Regions from separate parts of the Homo sapiens genome. Here region 2 is linked to region 1. A link is an interaction called in ENCODE POLR2A ChIA-PET data of the cell type or tissue named here. Cell type or tissue: OCI-LY7. All regions are shown on one strand. Each heading gives the region's core, and the rest is flanking DNA. Links, peaks and the distances in the headings are about the cores only. Region 1 holds the start of LOC124902537 (a long non-coding RNA gene). Region 2 overlaps LOC105376360 (a long non-coding RNA gene).

The links. Peaks named below come from ENCODE experiments on the same cell type or tissue, not always from the same donor. Only the 100,000 strongest peaks of a DNase experiment are listed, where the experiment ranks them.
Region 2: POLR2A ChIA-PET joins it to region 1 with 29 read pairs; 2 of 35 experiments call an interaction of 5 or more read pairs at or near these places.

The regions. Positions count from the first base shown.
Region 1 is chr10:3,270,616-3,278,946 of GRCh38, reverse strand. It overlaps LOC124902537 (a long non-coding RNA gene), which reads left to right and starts at 1,244. Exons shown (of 2, transcript XR_007062361.1): 1 at 1,244-1,960; 2 at 7,220-8,331. LOC107987146 (a long non-coding RNA gene) reads right to left here and starts at 2,230. Exons shown (of 2, transcript XR_001747320.2): 1 at 1,854-2,230. In OCI-LY7, for the core only: no CTCF peak of the experiment used is centred there; no DNase peak of the experiment used is centred there.
Region 2 is chr10:3,511,526-3,519,856 of GRCh38, reverse strand. The region is part of intron 1 of LOC105376360 (a long non-coding RNA gene); the gene reads right to left. Among named protein-coding and RNA genes, the nearest start is that of LINC02669, 13 kb to the right of the region's middle. In OCI-LY7, for the core only: a CTCF peak has its summit at 7,424 (motif pointing right); no DNase peak of the experiment used is centred there.

The DNA of each region.
Region 1 (8,331 bases), core at 306-8,305:
AGATTTTCTTATCAGGAAACTACTCCTGGAACAAGGCAAGATATAAGAAAAGAAGAGATTGTTTAAAGAACAGGAAGTTAACAAAAAATCCAGGAAGCAGTTGGACCATCGTAAGAGTGCTCAGAACTTCAAGGGGGTGGAAAGGCCCCTATGCATCCTGGACTTCCTTCCGAGGGCCACAACTGAGGGGTCTGGGACTAGCGTCAGTCACCCCGGAAGCTAAACCAGTCATCCTGGACTTCCTTCTGAGGGTCACGACTGAGGGGTCCAGGACTAGCATCTGTCACCCCAGAAGCTAAACCAGTCATCTCCATTGGATTTCCAAACACCCTCTCAATATCTAATAAAACATCCTTTTAGAAATACCTCCAGTTACAAAAGAAACCACCAATAACTGCATTTCTTTAATTGCACACACACACAGACACACACACAGACAGACACACACAGACACACACACACACACACAGAGTTATCAAAAATGATGACATGCTAATTGAACATTTCTTATTCACCATACTTGACTGAATCTAATGTTGACTGTTTTCAAAATAAAAACTCCACCGTCATAGGATACATGGCTAGCATTCAAAAAAAGAGACAACTGTAATCCCAGCATTTTGGGAGGCCAAGGTGGACGGATCACCTGAGGTCAGGAGTTTGAGACCAGCCTGGCCAATATGGTGAAACCCCTTCTCTACTAAAAATACAAAAATTAGCTGGTCATGGTGGCAGGTGCCTGTAATCCCAGCTACTTGGGAGGCTAAGGCAGGAGAATCACTTGAACCTGGGAAGCAGAGGTGAGCCAAGATCATACCACTGCACTCTAGCCTGGGTGACAGAGCAAGACTCTTTCTCAAAAAAAAAAAAAAAAAAAAAAAACAAGAGAGAGAGAGAGGCCCCAAAATATTTTTTTTGTAATTCTCATTGCCTCATTTTGGAAGTATGCACCCTTCCAAAGGGATTATCTTGAAGGAAACAACACTTTTCAGTGTATACGTTTGAGTATGCTTCTTTAAAATCCGTAAACTTTGAATCACTTTATTTTATTGAGATGTCAACATGTAATTGAATGTGCTAGGGAGAACTCACCTGACAGTTTTCTAAGTGCTTTCTTTCTGAGTCTCTGTTCAGCTGGCAATCCCCCACTTTATTATGTGATCTCCCCCCACATGTTTTTCTTGGCCAGGAGGAGAACATCACGGTGCAGGGCAAACACAGGGGCTGGGATTTACGCAAAGACAGTGGATAACACCAACCTATCTCTTCTCTTTCTTGAAATCTCATTGTAAAATACAGAAAATGGTCTTCTGAGAGATAGAGACTCACAATCATTGTTTTTAAGAAGAAGACAGGAAAGAGCAGCAGTGAGGTTCTGGGGCTAAGCAGAGAGCTTCTCAGTGCTGGGGCACGGCACGTTGCTCAGATCAGCTTTCCCGGTGAGAGTAACAGAACGCGGAAGGAACTCTAAGAAGCCTATTTAAAAATGACTGACTAGCGGATGTGATAGAGAGCGATTATCAGGGTAGACCATAAGCCTGTAACACAGAGGGGGTGGCCAAGCACAGCCCAGCTTTCGTCCCAAGGATGCCAGCTAAACCAAGGAAAGGTGAACTGGAATTTCATGATCTCTTAAAGTTTGGAGACATGGGAATGTGGGGGCTTCAACAGGAAGTCCTGCTCTCCTAAAGCCGGGATCAGAAAAGGCCACACTCTCAGCAGAAGAGTAAAACCCCACCCTGAAACACAGGATGGATCCACGTGCTCCGGATAAAAGGGAAGGTCGAAAAGCTAACAGAGTTCGGATACAAAACAGAACAAAGACGAAACAAAAAGCTGCAGCCGAACCCTACCTGCTGCTCCATGTTGAAATCTGCCTCCTCAAGTCGGGAGCGAGACCAGAAGGAACACCCGAGACTCCGACATCAGCGTCAGCTGCAGGGGCTCCCGGAAGGACAAGGTGAGAAAAAGAAGCAAAAGGATTGGAAGGAAAACAACAAGGAAAATGGATATAATCTGCATTTTTAGATCATATCACGGTGAACATAGGAATTTTAAAATAGTAGAATGAATAAGAGATTTTGGCCAATTTTCTGACAACCCAAGCAGAATGGTGGGTGTTGGGTGGGGGAGTTTGCCGCTGAAAATGCCAACGTGGCTTTGAAAACCTGGGGCGTGCTTGTTTAGGGATTTGGGTTTGAAAACCTGGGGCGTGCTTGTTTCGGGATTTGGGTTTGAGCTCCTAGTTGGAAGAAAAGATGGTGAAGAATTTTGAGAAAGGGAGTGGCATGATGTAAATGATGCCATCTTTTTAAGGATCACTTGGGTTGGTCCAGGAAATGTGGGGTGTGGCCGGGAGGGCAGTTGGAGGAGGGGGAGGGGACAAGCAACTGGGACCGGGGGAGAGGGGAGAGGGGGAGTTCAGCTGGGGACGCCTGCAGGACGTGAGGCTTGCTGGACCCCAGTGGACTGATGGTGGGTCTGAGAGAGAAAACTCAAGAATAATGTTTAAGTTTGTGTCTTAAATGAAAGCTAACTCAATCCCAGTGACTTGGGAGACTGAGGCAGTAGGATCGAGGGAGCCCAGGAGTTTGAGGCTTCAGTGAGCCACGATCGCACCACTGCACTCCAGCCTGAGTGACAGAATGAGAGCCTGTCTCATAATAAAATAAGTAAAATAAAATAAATAAAATAAAAATGTGAACAATGATGCTATTGACATAAATGTGGAGGGTTGGAGTCGGGACGTGGTTGAGGGAGCAAATACTGAGAAAGCTGCGTCCTATAAAAGGTGGCATCCATTCAAAAACCAAGTGGCGTCACTGTGGGAGAAGTTGGTGGCAGTTCCTCTTCCTTCTCAGCCCAATTTCATCGCCAGCCCATTCCCCTGGTAACTCCATGTCCCTCACTTCCCTCATCCTGATCAGGGATGACCGAGACCCATGAGAAGAGAGCCTTCACTGGCCCCATCAGGACCCAACTAGGACTTGCTTCCACCTGTTCTCCTCTTGCCAGAGATAAACCCACGACGCTATTGCCCGAGCCACTGCTGTGGGGCTTCATGCCCTGGGTCCCGTCCCCCTCACTAATTCAAGCACATGTCTGCAGCAGCTCTCTCTCCCCGCCTACCATTAAATTTCCCCCTTTCAGTCAACTGGGGGCCTCATGACCCACAGGCATCCCTCAGCTGAATCGTTCCTATCAGCATCAAAACCCATCTATCATGTTCCAATTTTATATAAAGTCACCCTGTCTACACCGCGTTCCCCACCAGCTAGTAACTCCGTTCTCCCAGGGCAGGCATGGTCTGGATGTCTACCAAGCCTCTTGACCGTGTGTAGAGTCAGGGCTCTCAGAGAAACAGAACTGGTGGGAGCCATACCTTTATCTAGGGTGAGATTTACCTTAAGGAATCGGCCCATGTGACTACAGAGGCTGAAAATCCCCACAATCTACTGTCCACCATGAGAGGCCTCAAAATCTACCATCCACCGTGAGAGGCCCAGATGATCTGCCAGCAGGATCCCAGCTCACAGGCAGAAGAGCCATATCTCAGCTTTGTGTGTCAGACACACAGAGAGAGTAGTCTCCATTCCTTGGCCTTTCTGTCCTGCTCAGGCCCCCCACAGATTGGGTGAAGCCCACCCACCCTGGGGAAGGCCACCTGCTTTACTCAGTTCGCCAATTAAAATGCTGGTCTCTTTCAGGAACTTCCCCACAGACATACCCACAAATAATGTCTTACCAGCAACCTGGGCACCCCTTAGCCTAGTCGAGTTGACATGAAGTTGTCCATCACTGTCCCTCCAAGTTAGTGACACATTTCTAGACATCACTTGCGGTTACGGCCGGCCATGTGACTGAGTGCTGGTAATGAAACACTCCTGGGAGTGACCCAACTCCTCCCCGGCCCATGAAATGCCAGCACCAGCAGAGCATGTCCCTGTGTGTCAGCCACGTGGAGAGGACCTTAGAGATGCTGGGATTTGAAGGAAGCTGTCCTTACAAGACTCTGTGGAACAGGGATTTCTCACCTCCCCCCTCAAATTCCCACCCCATTAGACTTGATCAACTTGAGCGAAAAATAAAATCTAGTGTTTAGCCACAGAGATGTTGGCTTCCTTGTGAGAGAAGCTGCCGTGACTTACGCTAATTAATCGACAACCCCAAAGCTGCCCAGGCTTGCTGTTTCTGTCTCTTTCCTCCGATTTCTTTTGAAGCCACTCTGGTTGATTTCACCTCTGCTAGTCCTTGGGGACAGCTTGTGCCAGACTTCCCAGGGCATCTGTTTGCCTAAACCAACAGTGAATGTGGAGTCCTCCCCTCCCCTGACTCTCAGCACCGTGGGATACACCTGGTCACCCCCACCCCATCACATTCCTCACCCAGCTCCTGGGGCTCCACTCCTCGCCCCGTGCTCCTCCCACTTTACTTGCTGCTCCCTCTCACTCTCCTTTGCTGCTGAATTAAAGGTCAAGTGTTTGAAACATGGTGAGAGAACTTTCAACCCTCTATCTCTCTTCATAGAGGCTCCCCTCCTAATCCCGCCACTCTTTTACATTCAACGCCAATGTTCGACCCCAATCAACAAGGGTGAGGCTATGGGAGAAGGAGTGCTGAAAACGGCCGAAAATGTCATGTGGCCCAGGGAACGTCTTCCAGGAGGGAGTTTGGGTCAGAGTTGGGGCTGAGCAGAACCGTACCGGGTTCAGATCACTGGCGAGGTATGGGATGTGGCACGGAGACCCTGGTAACAAGGATGCAAGGTGGGCTGGCTGGTTGCGGTGGCTTCAGAGCGCAGTGTGGATGATTGGTGCTAGGCAAAGCCAGCTCTGCGGGGCTCTGCGGCCCAGCACAGGGAGGGAATAAGACAGGGAGTAAGATGTGGATACAGGTGTCCCTTCCAGGGGCGTGGGAAGTGCCACAGGCCTTCCTAAGTTCTTCCCAGCCCTCAGTGAAGACAATGCTTAGGGTGGGAATCCTGAGTCTACTGTGATTGAATAACATACACAGGTGCAGGTGGAGGCCATGACGCTGGCTCTTCATCGTCATGCGCCTTTTTATGTCGGCATCGCTCACTCCTCCGTCACTGGCGCCATCGCCTTGTTGCCTGCGGCACCTGCTCTTTTTGCCACCCACACCCCATCCTCTCCTCGTTTCCCCTGCTCCTTCTTTCTGGAGCTGCCCTGGACTCATGCTGTGATGTCAAGCAGCCTCTTGGGGTTTTCATTTCTTTCTCTGTGAATTAGGCTAACAATGTCCTAAACTATGTTCTGTGAAAAAAATAAAATAAAATAAATCTAGGGACTCCAAAGTCACTATGCCAAAGGGAAGTCAAGCTGGGAACTGCGTCAGGCAAAACTGCCTCCCATTTTTTTCCTAAATAACATGCTACAAAGGTAAGAAGCTACATGCCTCCCACACAATTTGCCCACAGGAAATTCCCTGTGGACAAAGGACAGACAGAACTCAAAGTCATCCCTCTGTGCACCTGAGACAAATTCATACATGATCGCTTCCTCTGCCTATTGATTCACTGAGCCAGACTAAGGCATCAGTGACTGTTCCTCTGCCCGCCTCTCACATGTAAATTGTGTGTTCAGTGAAAGGCTCATCAGAGACTCAAAATTCAACCTTTTGTCTCTTATCTATTTCTGACGTGGAAGTCCCCTCCTGGCTTCAAGTGGTCCTGCCTTTCTGGACCGAACCAGTGTGTACATCTTACACATATCAATGGATCTCATGTCTCTCTAAAAGTTACAAAACCAAGCTGTGCCCCGACCACCCTGAGCACATGTCATCAGGACCTCCTGAGGCTGTCGTGGACACATCCTTAATCTTGGCAAAAATAAACTTTCTAAATTGATTGAGACTTTTGGGTTCACAGTTTGCTGGTCCTGGTACTATCAAGATAAAACAAGAGCAATAAAAAGATCACTGGCAAACATTAAGTGCCTCAGAAACGTAGCATGTTCTAAATAGTGTTATTTTTGCCTGTGGGGCTACTTTTGTGCTTAGAGATTCATAAAGCGAGTGAAATAATGTTATGGATTTAGTGGTAATCCGTGGTTCATCCATATCATTTATTCACTCTGAAATTTTGTTCTTTGTGTTCATTGGACATAAAAGGCATGTGATAGGGCCAAGTGTTTTTATTGAAAATGTAACACAATAGTATTCCCCTAAAATGTATTTCATAAAAGACTGATTCAAAGGGGAATTTAGGAGATAAATTATATTTTTAAAGAACATGGACGAAGGAAAGAACAGTTTTTCATGGACTTATCTGTAGGAAAGTTGCATCTTCTTTCTTTAAAACTGCAGAGTCCTCAGGTGTCAAAGAATCAAGGAAGAGAACATAGGCATGCCTGAGAAATCCCCAGAGTTGAATATGCAGGAAACCCACTGTGGTATACAATAGGAGGAAAAAGTTTGTTCAAGTTCCGCAACTCTAACAAAAGAGACTGAAATCAGTGGAGTACCAAAAGATTCTTATCACACTGTGATCACCCCCAAAGGCCACCTGGAAACAAAAGCTTTTATAATAGCGTCATGCCAAAGAAAAGCTTTTATCTGTTTTAAATAACTTCAGTTTAGCTTGAAGTAATAATTGGATTTTCTCGGGCACTAGGATTGTGCGTGTTTCTGCCTGTGTGCGCGCATGCACGTGTGTGAGGAAGAGAGAGAAATGAGAGAGGGAGAGAAGAGTAGGTCTAGTTGATCAAAATGTAAGTAGAGAGTAGGCTTAGGGAATTGTTTTATTTTATGACAATTTCTTAAAATTAGTATTATTTAAGTGAGTTGTGCCTCCCATGCCTATTTTTAACAGCAATTCTTTTAAAAAGGAATGTATTACAAGCAAATATTTTACTTGTGGCTGTTCTTTAGATAGCATACCTGTATTAGGCTGAGAGCATCCTTTAATAATTCAAAAGACTTCACTTTCATTCCCTCTCATCCTATTATCTAATTCTTAAGGTGTGAATGTGAAGAGAACAGAAATTGTGCAAGCAGTATGCTTCTGCTAAGATAGTAAAACAACGAGGAATACGGGCTGTCAGCCCCTTCGCTATCATCACAGGCGATAGAGTAGGAGGAGGCCATGTCGATAATAATAGGGTAATCCGTCCGATGGGTTGTGGCCTCTTATCTGTTGTTAGCTCTCCCACCAAGTGGTCCTTTCTAGCTTGTACCCTTCTCTCCCCCTTTCTGTCTGCAGCCTGTCCCTGGATGCTCATAAGCAGAGTGGCTACAGTGCAGCAAGGAAACCTTCCAGCAAACACTGCACTTGGCACAGCCGCAGGTCACGTCCCTGCCCACCAGGACCTCTCTGTGATAAGGGCCAACGATGTTTCCATTCCTGTTCATGAAATCACTTGGCGATGAGTGAAATCTGTGTGCGTTGTAACAACAAATGACTGCAACAGAAAATCACCAGATTTCCATCATAACTCAAATGCCAGCCAGGCTTGGTGGATGGGCTCCTCGCTGAAATCTCCATAGCTGCATAATCATTAGCAGTGAGAACAGTCACCTACACGTGAAAGAATGACTAGAGGAAAACAATTCACTCCACTTAAGCAAAGTGATGCTCCCTTTGGCTAATCTAAATACCTTGGGGTTTTGCTAGGTCTTCTCCTTCCTCTCTTCTTCGAGTAGATGATGGAACTTTGAAAGCCAGCGTGGGAGAGCATTACATGGCTGGATGAAAACTCTGCTGGGTTTACAGTGAGCTGGCTCATTATTCAGTGAAACCTCCATCCTTATTCAGCCTTGAATATTTAAATCCATACAGATCGGAACTGTACTCCGGAGCCTGGGAACACCGTGCAATGCGCTCTAAATCCCTGCTTTCATGCGCATGAAAGACCCGTCATTTTTACCCCTCCTACCAGCCTAATTGACCGCATTTCCGTGAACACTCGCTTGCTGGTTCCTAGCAATGAAGACTGTGGGGTCCTTTCTTTCCAAGGTTGTGCTGGAAAGTGGAGAAGGTAAAGGGGAAAGCAACAGGCAGGCAAGGGGAATCCGGGAGAAGGGACTCATCTGCAGCAGTCATGCCTCTCATGGAATCACAGGCCAGGCTATGAGGAAGAAACGCGGGCTTTGCTCTCGGTCACCTAATGACGCTTTGTCATTTTTAAAGGGCATTGCACTGTGATTGCCATGGATACATGAAAAGATAATGTGCTATTTTTAGCATGAAGCATAAAATAAAATCCAAAGTTGGGCAATATGACCCTCACGCCTCCAGAGAGCCTCATTAAAATGAGATGTTTCCCTTCAGAGGTGAACTCAGTAAGTAACGTTTAAATTTCTTAATCAGGCCAC
Region 2 (8,331 bases), core at 261-8,260, 240 kb before region 1:
AGAAAACTCATGCTGCCCGGGAGACAAGAGCAGGTATCTCAAGAAGAAAAGCCTAGAACAGGCCCTGGAAGACGTGTTGCTGTTCTGCTCTGTAGATGCAATATTGCTGGGGATGTTCTGCTCTGCAGATACAATATTGCTGGGGATGATTTAAATTAAACCCCTTTACTCTGTGCCCAGCCTGGAATGTCACCCTCAGCCTTTCACTGGGCATGGCTGGGAAACATGGAAACTGCTATGGGGGCAGCCCCTGATATTTATGGACATGGATGGGACAAATCACACCGGAAAAACTTGACATCTTCTCGCAATAGAATTGTAAGATTGTTAGAAATGGGAAAGACAATACATGACATATATGTTTGTTTTAGTAATAAAAAAATACATTATTTTCACGACATTTTCCTTTATAAGGAAATTCCAAATGGTTTGAGAACGATCACCATCACTTGTGTTTAAAGTAGTTACATTGTGGTGAACAAAGAGAAATAATGAAAAAGCCAACGGAATGATGCCTCTCGGAAGTAGCGAAATATGGTAATGATGAAGGGTGAAACACGGTAACGATGAAGGGTGAAATACGGTAACGATGAAGGGTGAAACACGGTAACGATGAAGGGTGAAATACGGTAACGATGAAGGGGTTAAGCTCCAGGATGCAAGCATTTAATCGAAGACAGGAAGAGGAAAATGCACAAGATAATTTAGAACAATGATTTCAAACAGAATGAGAGCAGATAAACTCAAGAAAGGAAGCTTAAGAGACCGAATCAGAGATTATTCCCTAAATGAGCTCAAATCTAAAGGTTCCTGAAGACACCAGCCAGGTTAAAATCACGTGAGTAATGCAGGAATACAGGATATTTTTCATTTCTATTTTCTGTTTTCCTAACAGTGAGCCCTGCTGCCTCTTGCTAGGTCAATATCCAAGGCAAGCATCCAGTACAATAAGCCATCCTCCTGCGAGTCACGGGCTGGGCATTCACTTGCCTGGGACACCTTGAACATCTCCAACCCAGGCTCTCATCACCATCTCACCATGCCACTGTAAACACTGAGTTTAGTTTTTAATTTCTGCCACTAATATCATTTCTTCTTGTTTATTCAGTGCCAATTTTCTCTTTCTACTAGAAAAAATATGTTGGAAGGCTCCTATTCTCTCATGTAAAAAATAAAAATAATTATCCTTTACCTTCAGCAACTTTGTTGGGAATTAAAGCGGATGAAATGTCAACAAAGGTAACCTCATCTTTAAAAAAAGATGGGACAGGGATTTGTTTTTAAGGCAAAAGACATTCATTTATAAAAATGCCTACTTTTTTTGTATTTTGAATATGTTACTCAACGCCTCAGTCATGATCCTTTGAAATGTACCACAAAAGATTTAACACCAAGAGACTCCCCGGCTTTCTTCACAAATATATGAAATTAGAAGGTAGTCATACAAACTTAAATCAGAAAGACTTCTCATAGATTACAAGCCAAGTGATACAACTTTCTCTAATGGGTCAAATCTAGGAACTTGGCTATCTCTGATCTCATATCAAAGGAATTTCATGGAGACAACCACCGTGTTAGGAGGAGCCCTGGCTAAGTGGACACAGAGGCTCACAGGAGAGAGCAGTCTACGCCCCCTCCCATAGCAGTCCAGAGGCGGCCCAGGTTGTGGAGGGACTGCTCCTGGAGGTCACCCTGAGACCTCGGCCCCTACCCTATGGTTGCCCCACCTCCTGCAGGATGTCTTTTCTGCTTTGCAAAGTCAAATCTGCCCCCACCACCAAGCCCGTGACCCAGTCTGCAGCCAGAGGAAGGAAAACATAAAGGCATGTGGAGACTCCCTGAGCTCTGACCTTGCTCCTTCATCTAGAAAGCATTTGTATTCGTCCGTTTTCACTTTGCTGATAAAGACATACCCAAGACTGGGACAAAAAAAGAGGTTTAATTGGACTTACAGTTCCATGTGGCTGGGGAGGCCCCTGAACCACAGCAGGATCAAAAGGCACTTCTTACATGGTGGTGGCAAGAGAAAATGAGGAAGATGCAAAAGCAGAAACCCCTGACAAACCCATCAGATCTCATAAGACTTATTCACTATCATGAGAACAGAATGGGGGAAACCACCCCATGATTCAAATTCTCTCCCACCGGGTCCCTCCCACAACATGTGGGAATTATGGCAGTACAATTGGAGATGAGATTTGGGTGGGGACACGTCCAAACCATATCAGAAGCCACGAGCTCCTACCCAGATCTACCTGCCAGCATCCAGAAGTGTGGAGTGGAGGGGGTGGCGCTGAGAGGGCAAGGTCTGTTACTAAGAGAAAAACAGACGGACGCTCTGGGGTGACAATTACCCCTCCGGGTGCAAAAGCATAATAACTTAAGATCAAGATGATGTGGTCGGGACCACTCAGAAACGAGTGAAATGGCCACTTGAAATAAGCTTGTGTTTCATTTTCTAATAAGTACAGGAAGCTTACTAAAACTAGGAGGCGGCAGAAAAGTGGGCATTCATGCCCCGGATTTTTCTTTGTCAGTGTTGCCGAAATGCATCTGTTGCTCTCCAGCCGGAAGGCACCACTGGTCACTTCTCGATTCTGCTAAGCGAATGCTGGATGCAGCAGCCACGGACTGTCCCCTACCCTTCGGTTTCTCCCACATCGAATTTCTTACGCAGGGCAGGGCCAGCTCTCCTTCCCAGAGCCCTCCCCAAGCTGTGTGCAGCTTCAGGGCTTCAGAGTCCCCACCAAGTCCCAGAACCCCTGCGCTGCTGTGGGTCCTCCGTGTCCTGGCCCCCGCACCGGCCAATCACGGGATCTCCCCACGTGGCTGCTCACAGACTGCAGGCGACACGCGCCCCTGCACTCCTTTGAACGCATAGGTCCCTGCATCTTTTAATCCTTTGTTAAAAATGCTTTTCCTTTTTAATTCTTCTATACTTTTTGTTTGTGTTTGAAGTCCTTTTCCTGTTAATGACCTCACCATAGATGTTTCCCGTAATTGAAGACAGAACCACAAAGCCTCGCACACCGCCAGCCTGCATCTCATGCCCGTGAGTTTCTTATTAAAGTCTCACGTGATGTACAAACAGCTGTTTTCAGGGCACTTTTTACTTTAGCTCCTGACACAAAGCAAGTATAATGGCAAATCACTACTAAGCACCGCAGCAGGGAGAACTAACTGCTTTCAAAAATAATCACTCCTGATGGGGTTCCAAACAATATATATGTATATTTAGGGGAAAAAAATTCACCAGGAACATTCCTTTTTGACCAGTTGGTGAGACAGACCCAGCATAATGGCTTTCGCCCTGTGCATGGCTCCACATGACTTTGCCCTCAATCGGCTACTGCACCAGCTCAGGCAAGAAACAAATGCTCCTTTCAGAAGGCCGGGTCAGAGGGCAGAAGGTGCATTGGTAATTGGAAGCCTCTCCAGGCAGAGGCTTCACTGGGGAGCTGGCTGTGGGCTGGCTGGGGGCCGGCTGACGCTGCAGACAAGGACAGGTTTGTCCCACAAGCCTCCCTCTCCCCGTGCTCTGCTGGAGAACCCTGCACAGTCAGCTCTCAAGGCGCATCTTTGATCTCTCTCTCACACTTCAAAGGGCGTTTTGTTCCTTCCCTCCTAAAGTCTCAGTAATATTTTCCAGGAAAGACCCAGGATGGAGGCGCATTTCACTTCTGGGTGAATCAAATCAATCTACCACCTGGACAAGAGCCTTTCCTCCTGAAGCCCAACCTGCCTTTGTGGAGCAGAGGCTCTGGTTCCAGGCCCACAAAACTGTGGCCGCCTGTGAGTTGGGAGCAAGATATTCTTCTAGGTAGTAATGGGAGTAATCAAAGAGTATTGTTGTGTTACTGTATTAGACAAAAGTGACATCATGGTCTATAGCACGTCTAGAATGACGTTAAAAAATCAGCAAGGCACAGCCAGGCAGCTATGATTTTAAGAAAGGTAAAAACACACCAGGCCGGGCACGGTGGCTCACGCCTGTAATCCCAGCACTTTGGGAGGCCGAGGCAGGCGGATCATGAGGTCAGGAGATCGAGACCATCCTGGCTAACATGATGAAACCCCGTCTCTACTAAAAATACAAAAAATTAACCGGGCGTGGTGGCGGGCGCCTGTAGTCCCAGCTACTCAGGAGGCTGAGGCAGGAGAATCGCATGAACCCAGGAGGAGGAGCTTGCAGTGAGCCGAGATAGCACCACTGCACTCCAGCCTGAGCCAGACTCTGCCTCTAAAAAAAAAAAAAAACACCTTGAGTAAAGATGAAGAAAAAATTGAACCATGGGAGCCATGTTCATTGTGGGTGCCCGGAAACTGCCTTTCCTCTCCCTGGAAGAGCTTCAAGAAGGAGGTAAAACTCCAGTTTCATTCTGCGAGCATTCGTGGAGGTGCGTGGAAGGGGCTGAATTGAAGGGAGAAAGCCGTGAGGAGGACCAGGTCTCCACAGGAGCCTCCCGTTCCTCTATTAGATGCCAGCAGGGCAAGGGGTCTGTCACGCAGATCCCTTGGTTTCTAGCTGGTGTGTGTGTGGTGGTGGGGCGGGGGGCAGGGGGCAGGGATTAACTATTGAAAAGCATTACACGAAATGGCACCTTGCAGTGGTGTTGAAAATCACATTTGTGGATTTACGCTCCCTTTGTGGACAAGGATAGCAAAATTCCCAGAGGCCAAAATAGGAAACCTTTCATTTTCGCTTTTAAATTTACCTTTTTTTTTTTTTTTTTTTCTGGAGTAGCTCACGATATAGAACAATAGAAAACCATGCATTTGTTTCCTTGTTTTTTTGAAAGTTCACTGATAACAGAAACATTTAATCCATTAAAACTCCGGGTCTCGGCCCATTCCTGGCTAAGCAAAGCCACCTGTAAAGTTCATTAACTTTGCATAATTATCTTGCTGCTCCCTTGGCCTGCAGGGATGTTCTACTCTTCCTGGCCACACCCCTGGGCCAGGCTTTCTCATTCTGGAAGAGCCTCTGCAGCCCGCAGCTCCGGGAGGTCCCACCCCTTTCCCTTCCCTCTGGCTTCCCTGCTGGGAGCTCCCTTAAATTCAACGCCTTGCACCCAACACATCCTCTCATGTGTCCAAGTGTACGTGTGTCTCCACCGAGAGGCTGTGTCTTCTTCATCTTTCTGTTCTTCACACCTGGCATGGCAGTCCTGGAGACACACGCTATGAACCCAGTTAAATATCGGGGCACTGATGGGAAACTCTGTGTAAAGCCTGCTGTCTACTTGACTGGAGAGGACATGGACAAGGCATCTCGTGCTGGAACCTCATGCATACTCCAGAATCTGTGGCTCACAATCTGGGAAGCACAGATCAGGATGGGTCTAGGAAAGCATGGGAAGTAAGAAAAAGAGTATTGCTGCATTTTTGTATTAGACAAAGGTGATGTCATAGCCTACAGCACATCTAGAATAACATTAAAATAATCAGCAAGGCGCAGCCAGGCAGGTATGATTTTAAGAGAGGTAAAAACACCCATGAGGAAAGATTGAGAAAAAATTAAACCATAGGAGAGGCGGGTCCATCACGCATGCCAGGAAATTGCCTTTCCTCTCCCTGAAAGAGCCTCATAAAGGAGGTAAAAACAAAAAAATACAGAGCTTAAACAGAGGCTTCATGGAGGCTGAAGACGCCCCACCCCAGCCTGAAAACACCAGCACAGAATTTAGAGATTGTATTAGTCTGTACAAAACACCAGTTTTGATTTTGTCTCCTGCTTGGAGTTGACTTTTCAAGAAGAAAGGAAAGTTTGCAATCACTTGGCTCAAATCACTTTTCAGTTGGCCCAGAGTTTACCTTGTGTATTAGTCCATTTTCATACTGCTGTGAAGACATACCCGAGACTGGGTAATTTATAAAGAAAAAGAGGTTTAGTGGAGTCACAGTTTCATGTGGCTGGGGAGGCCTCACAATCGGTGGAAGGTAAAAGGCACATCTTACATGGCTGCAGACAAGAGAGAATGAGAGCCAAGGGAAAGAGGAAACCCCTTATAAAACCATCAGATCTCATGAGACTCATTCACTGTCTTGAGAACAGCATGGGAAAGACCTGCCCCCTGATTCAATTACCTCCCACTCGGTCCCTCCGACGACACATGGAGATTATAGGGAGCTACAATTCAAGATGAGATTTGGGTGGGGACACAGCCAACCCATATCAGAGGTTCCTCCATTATTTAGGTTAGGAAACTGGCTTTCTAAACCTGCACCTGGGATAGCTGCAGAACCCTGGAAGCTGCCATACAGCTCAGACTGGAAGCTCATGCACAGAGGGACTCATAGCTCACTCACAGCTGCTGAGGGCTTCCTGTAGGTTGGGAAGGTGCTTGATGTACTATTTTATGTAACTTTTCCAACAACCTTATGAGACAGGTGTTATTATTCTACCCATTTTATATATGTGGAAACTGCAACTCAGAGGGGCTGAGTGACTTAAGTTCTAACAGTGGGACCGGAACTCTAATGGGTGTTTATCCTTCTTAAAACTCCATCACCCTCTATAGGGGGAAGCACATGGTCCTGTGAGAGCTTCCAATGTCACACCCCGGTGCTCCTAAGAGCACTTTGTGGATCTCTCATCAATGCCTTCACACCAAGCAGCAACTTCAAAACATGCCTAAGTCACAGCAGAGAGGCTGCACCATTTTCCCTTTCATCACCTCTAGCAATTGGTAACCTCAGTGCAGGGGAAGACAGCTGGGAGAGAAGACAGGCCCCATCAGAGCCTGCCTCAGCCATGGTGTGGGAGGTGAGCCTGGAGCAGTCATTGAGTCCTGCTTCCCAAACATGAGAAGAATAGCTGAGAATTATCTGCACGGGCCATTTAAGAGCTAGCATCTTGGGACGGGGCATGGTAGTTCACACCTGTAATCCCAGCACTTTGGGAGGCTGAGGCAGGCGGATCACGAGGTCAGAAGATCGAGACCATCCTGGCTAACATGGTGAAACCCCGTCTCTACTAAAAAACAAACAAAAAAATACAAAAAATTAGCTGGGTGTGGTGGTGCGCACCTGTAGTCCCAGCTACTTGGGAGGCTGAGGCAGGAGAATAGCGTGAACCCGGGAGGCGGAGCTTGCAGTGAGCTGAGATAGCGCCACTGCACTCCAGCCTGGGCAACAGAGTGAGACTCCATCTCAAAAAAAAAAAAAAAAAGAGCTAGCATCTTACAATCTTTTTTTTTTTTTGTCTTTCTGAGCAATTAAGAAAAATGGTAGAATTGGCTCTATTTTTAATCTTAATTTTGAAAAAACAAAACAAAACAAAAAGAAACCACTAAACAGAGCCCAGAGCTGACTGTGCTGAGTGTTTACAGGAAGGTGTCTCCAGGCGTTGTGCTGCATGTGTCACGGACATATCCCATGTGTCCTGTGGGGGGCGCCTTCCTGTGAAGGTCCAAGGGCAGAAGAACATAGGGTCCCCCTGGGCTTATCCCCCTGGGCTTATCACTGACACCTGGGCTAGGAGGACGACCTTGAGGCACTTACAGTTTTGGCCATTTTCCAGAAACATGCCCAAAATCTCCACGGCAGATGCTTTTTCGATTCCTCTTCTCGACAGCTTTCACTAAAGCAACGATCCCCCATTTGTGATTTTTCCATAATTAAACGAAGACATATGGCCGTTCTACCTGCTGCACTTCTGTGTAGGTGCCTCGTGCACTGATAGCTGCGTTCGGATCTTCATCTCTCAGCCCCGCATGGTTTTTAAAATGTCGTAGCTATATTATTCATGTCTACATTATTTTTTTTACTTGCCTTTTCCAATGTAATCCTACAGATGTGTTCTGCCCTTTTGCAAACAAGAATATATTAGGCACATTCAGTTTTCTATTGATCCTGTGTCAGGCTAAGAAAATTAGAAAACGCCCTCTCATTCTAAGAATAATTTTGCATAAATAGGCAAGTATTTCAGGCAAGTCCATCTTTGGACCTGGTGCATGGTGTTTGTTCCAATGCAGAATCTTAGTTTCAATCCATTTTCTTCATTCAGTATGCAAGGAGATGACCCGGAAGTGATTGTGTTATTTCCCGTGGCTCCTTGCATGGATTCATTTGTCTTCAATTGCTCATATCAGTCCTCTATTGCATTCACCTCTTCACTGCCCAGTTCTCAAAGTCTGGCAGCCCTCAGACTTGGGCTGAGATGTGCAGGTACCTGGGACAGCTCAACACTGACCTAGAAGTGGCTTCCTGTCCTCTCTCTCGTCTTGTATAAAACCCACTGCCCCTAGCTGCCTCCAAACTATTCAAAATCCCTTCCAATACTTCGGTTGGTCTAAAGCCACTTATTAAGAGGAATTGCTTCTTGCACAT